Linked DNA regions of Homo sapiens: region 2 is linked to region 1. Evidence: chromatin loops called from intact Hi-C (ENCODE). Cell type or tissue: heart right ventricle. All regions are shown on one strand.

Evidence for each region. Hi-C counts contacts between places; a loop is a spot of excess contacts. Peaks named below come from ENCODE experiments on the same cell type or tissue, not always from the same donor. Only the 100,000 strongest peaks of a DNase experiment are listed, where the experiment ranks them.
Region 2: a loop joins it to region 1, with 4 times the contacts of the local background. A loop is called at or near these places in 15 of 110 quality-filtered maps.

Annotation. Positions count from the first base shown.
Region 1 is chr4:84,581,423-84,583,922 of GRCh38, reverse strand. It overlaps CDS1 (CDP-diacylglycerol synthase 1), which reads right to left and starts at 796. Exons shown (of 13, transcript NM_001263.4): 1 at 405-796. The coding sequence starts at 521. LOC102723338 (a long non-coding RNA gene) reads left to right here and starts at 1,702. Exons shown (of 8, transcript XR_007058460.1): 1 at 1,702-2,374. RefSeq lists silencers at 840-939, 980-1,189 and an enhancer at 50-1,003. In heart right ventricle, no CTCF peak of the experiment used is centred here; DNase peaks (open chromatin) are centred at 369 and 1,202; H3K4me3 peaks cover 1,765 bases; H3K27me3 peaks cover 1,783 bases.
Region 2 is chr4:84,671,293-84,673,792 of GRCh38, reverse strand. WDFY3 (WD repeat and FYVE domain containing 3) reads left to right here. Exons shown (of 68, transcript NM_014991.6): 68 at 802-2,500. The coding sequence ends at 925. Among named protein-coding and RNA genes, the nearest start is that of CDS1, 89 kb to the right of the region's middle. In heart right ventricle, no CTCF peak of the experiment used is centred here; no DNase peak of the experiment used is centred here.

The sequences.
Region 1 (2,500 bases):
CTAGTCCTTACTAACTTTGTTCCCTCTACTGAAAAGAGAGGTGAGGTGGCAGCTACTAACTGCACTGCAGCCCCTAGGAGGACAGGTTCCCTCCTGATTCCAGCGTCGGCCCCAGATCCTGAAGAAGGGACCGGAAGAGGATGAAGCTAAACTGTAAGCCGGGTTGAGTGGCCCATTTCTCCCGGGCAGCGGCCGCGGTCATCCTGGGAACCTCACCGCCACTGGGATCCCGGGTCCCGACCCCCTCTGGAGAAGGAGGAAGCAGTGCCAGGCAGGGAGGAAGGTGCACCGGCAGCGTGCAGCCTCACCTGACGCTGGACGGGCCCCACCCTTGCTCTCAAGTGTCCCGCTTCCAACCAGGACCCAGCCAGGGCGCGGCGTCCGCCTCTCTCGGCTCCACTTACTTTGTCGCTGGTGCTCTCGGTTTCGTGGTCGCCGCCGGCCGCCTCTCCCTCGCGGTGTGGCGGCGACACCGCTTCCCTGGGGCCGGGGCAGCTTCCCCGGTGCCTCAGCTCCAACATCTTCCGCTCCCGCGCTGCCGTGGCGGCCTCCTCAAGCACCCCGAAACCTGAGCTGCAAGCAGGGTTCTGCAGGCGGGGCGCCCCGCCACCTCGCAGCCGCGCCCTGGAGTCCCGCGGAGCCGCAGCCACTAACGCGGCCCCACCATAGAGCGGCCGCCGCGCCGGTCACCTCCAAAACGGCATCAACGAGAGAGCGCTCGAGGCCGCCTGCAGCGAGCGCGGCTCCGGCGGAGGTCCCGGGCAGGCTCCGGGCGCCAGGCGCGAGCAGAGAAGGCGGAGACGCGGCCTCCGGTTGCCAGGTGCGCGTCTCCACGCAGAGGCCCAGGTAGGAGGAGGAGAAGGGGCGGGGAGAAAAGGAGGACGCTTGACCCGCTTTAGCGCGGCTCTGGGCTCCCGCCGCCGCGCAGGCCCCTCCCGCCCCGCCCCCCGGAGCCGGACTCGGAGCCGGCTTGTCCCGGCCCCGCACACTTCTCCCTGCCCGGGCCTCCCGCACCAGGTCTCGCGCCGCAGGCCCCGCCCCTCTGCGCTGCACTGCGGTTCCCACAGCCCCGCCTCCCCGTGAGGTGACGTCAGGAGCCCGGCCCGCGACCCCGCCCCCGCCTCTGCGTGCTGGCAGGTGGGGGCCTGAGAAAAGGTGGGAGCGGTGGGGCGGGAGGAGGCTGAGGAGCTGGGAGGCGGAGGCGGGGCCAGCGCGGGCTGGAAGTGAGCGTTGAGAACTTGCAGGCTAGTCCCTGGGCCGCTGCGAGGGCTGGAGGAGCTACTCAAAGACGCCCGCTAAATGTTAACAGCGCTCAACACTGCTGCTTCAAACGCCTCCCCGGCCTTGTCAGCTTGACACGCGCGGCGGGTCGGAGGCTCACTGGACCAGAAACTTGTCTGGCAGGACGGACTGGTTGGCCCCGCGGCATTCCAGCCCAGTGTCATCACCTTGAAAACAGGAGATGCTTTTGCCTCACTGGGCGTCCAGAGGTGCGTCGGCCAACAATTCCGATCACAACCGCAGCGCCGTCTCCCAGAAACTCAGTACTGAATCTCACAAAGGTCACCACCTAGGATCCCAACACAGTGTGAGATGCTATGGGACGCCGTTGCCCTCCAGCTAGTCTCTGAGCAGTGGTGGACCTTGGGCTGCCAAAGCGGGAACAGGAAGGGCACAAGATCTGCATTAATTCTAGTCTTAATCCTGTTAGAAGGTGATTAGTTTTCTTGACATGTATCCGCCACCCGGTCATTACTGACAAGCTAACAAATGAAAAAAAGAGAGAAACAAAGAGAAAAAAGAAAAAAGGCGGGCCTTCACACAGGACAAGGTTCAGGAGAGCACCCTTATAGAAATAGATCAACTATGTAAATTCCTCAAGGTCTTTACTGACACGGTAAAAGTAAGTAAAGTGTTGAAAATTTACTAACAAATGAGCAAAACCAAAAGTCAAATTAGGATGCATTGAAAAGCAGAACACAAAGACATCATTTTACCTCACCAAACAGATCTTTGAAGCTGTGCGGTTAGTTTGGGTTGCACGTTTTCAAAAGGATGTCGAGAAACCATAATTTGTTCCTTATGGGGTGGATAACTGAAATGACAGAGAAGATTTGAAAATAAGTCCCTACTGAACAGAGAACTATGGGGTGACTACATTAATAAATTGTCCAATTGTTTGGAGGATCGGAAATGAAGGAGTGCTTGATAGTGAAGAAGATAATCAGAATAATGGCTGAAGCCAGTAGTAGGGTTTCCATCTCTGGCTACTACCCTACCCTGCATAAAGGATTAGAAGTGCTCCATTCTAACTCTCTGGAAGTCAAGAAGCCTGAGTTCTAGTGCTGCCAATGCCACTAATTGCATGGCCTTGGTAAGTTATTAACCCTCAGTGTCCTCAGCTGTAAACGGATAGTAAGGATGGCCTCTGTGGTCCCTTTTAGCTCTTAGACGATCAGAATCCAGCCTTTGCTTTCCCCCATGGTCCAAGAAAAGGAGA
Region 2 (2,500 bases), 90 kb before region 1:
AAAAATTTTTTTTTTCATTTCCATTTCAATCTTCTGAAAATCCAAGCCTAAAGTGATTTAATACCACATCCTGAGTCACACCTGGCTTTATTCCAGGAATAGGAACTCTGAATACTTCTTAAAGAATTTGAACATCTCTTAAGAATAGTCTCCTTCAAACAGTTCTAGCAAGATAAATAGGAAATGAGGGTGTTGGGACTGGAAAAGGAAAGCCAGTCTAACTGTTTAAGAAATGATTAAAGAGTGGATCAATCAAAATGTTTAAAAGCACAATGGAACTTGATAGTGATCAAACTCATATTTCTTTTGGAAATTAGAAGACTCACTAATGAGTCATTAGTAATTCTCTTGAAAATAGATACTCATTAGTGAGTCTTCTAATTTCCGCTAGTGAGTTTTTCTGATTTCCAAGAGAAATATGTCAAGCTCCAGGTAAAGACATTGACATACCTCCCAAGCTTATAGGCCATGAGAATTAGTCTACACAGGTAGAATGGCCTTACATCACTGTTCAGACACCTTGGCCTCATTGTATAGGAAAATCTTAACTCTGTTTTTTTGTTTTCGTTTTTTTAATTCTTGTCAGTCAAAGAAATAGCTTCCCTGGTTTAATACTGCTTTTCTTCATAGACTGAAACAAATAATACAGCTTTCCTTTTAGTCCTTGTTCAGCCACACAACACAAACCAGTATGGCCTTTGGCATTTTACTGCAAGCTTTCCATTCGATTATTAATGTTTCCGGTGCCCATGATCAAGCATGGAGAAGACCTATAATTAATTGACTTTTCCTTTCCTTTAGGTGCAGTCGCTTTCAATCTGAAATCAAACGCTTGAAAATCTCATCCCCGGTGCGTGTTTGTCAGAACTGTTATTATAACTTACAGCATGAGAGAGGTTCAGAAGATGGGCCTCGAAATTGTTGAAGATTCAACAAGCTGAGTGGAGACCATGGTCTGTAGACCCCTTCCCGATTCTCCTGTCCCAGCTTGGAAGGCATTGAAAACAGTCTCCGTTTACACATCTCTTCATACCACGTGTTTGAAGTGTTAAAATTCAAAGGGATCATTGAATAAAACGGGTGTAGAGTACAGGAATGGGGCAGACGCGATTCAGGTGAACAGCACAAGAAGAATATGAGGTGGTTCCTAGGAGCAACACTTTCGACCTCCAGTTCTCCCTGATGACAGTAGCTGTCTCCAAGAGAAAAATCCTCACTTATTAACTCTCTTTTCTTGCATCTCATTTTTATAGAGCTACTCATCCTTATTTGGAAAAACCAACAACAAAAAAGGCTTTTAGAAAATGGTTGTAAATCTGACTTCTTTGCAAGTAACTATGTATATTGTAAATAGATATAAAAGGCCTTTTTTCTAAATAAGGACTTAACTGCCTGTAACATGAAACTTCAAACTAAACCACTAACTCAATGAACTACTTATGGTTTGTCTGACATCCCTCACTTACCAATTAATTATAAATATGTTTTTTTAAATCCCCAAAGACATTATCTGTGGTCTTTTTTTCCTTTCAAGCTCAGCCTGTGTGCCTGATGTCATTTCTTTCAAGTTGCCCACAGTATCTCCACTTAAACTAGGCTAGTAACCAAAATAATGTGGACCTTCTTTAGGAAACAGTGTGGGAGAATAGGAGTCCAGCCGTAAGATAAACTGGAAATATTTGGGCGTCTTGTACCTGGCTACGCACCACCTCAGTGTTGTTCCTACATAAACAGGGCCCCTTTTAAACTTGTATGTGGACTGCTGTTTGGTCAAAGAATACCTTCTTAGCATTGCAGAAAGGTGGTCAGATGACCAGTGTAGTGCAGGAAACAGCCCTGTCTCAACTAATGGAAATATATTTGCATGTAACCCAAAATTAGCTTATCTTGCATAGAACATAATAAGTATGTGTCTTTGGTGACACTAATGTTCTACTATAGCTTATTTTCAAACAAGGGGTAAAAAAAGGAAAGAAAGAAGTGTACAGAATTAACATATAAACTTTGTTGTAAAACTGAATCATGTCAGAACTGCTTAAAATTAACCTTTACCATTTAATGTCATCTACCTGAAAACAGTGAGATTTATACTGTATCAATGTCTATTTTTTTGTTTTTGCTATGAATATAATTACAGTATTTTAATATTTAGTTATTTAATTTGTTCTACTAGTTGGATACAGAACACACAAATCCAGGGGGATTAAAGCTGGAAGGGGCTAAGAGATTAGTTTACAGAGAAAAGGCTTGGTGGTGGGATTTTTTTAAATGTGTGTTATGTACATATATATATATATATAATATATATTAAAAATGAAACAATTAATCTAGATTTTAACATTTTCAGAAACTTAGTGATAACATTATGAACAATTCTAAAAGCCCTGTGATTTGAAAAATATAGAATCATTAATGGCCCAAGATAGGCCTTCACACCTTCACAGGTGCGAAAGGAAAGGCCTTCACACCCTCACAGAGGCATCATGCAAAGGACAGCGGC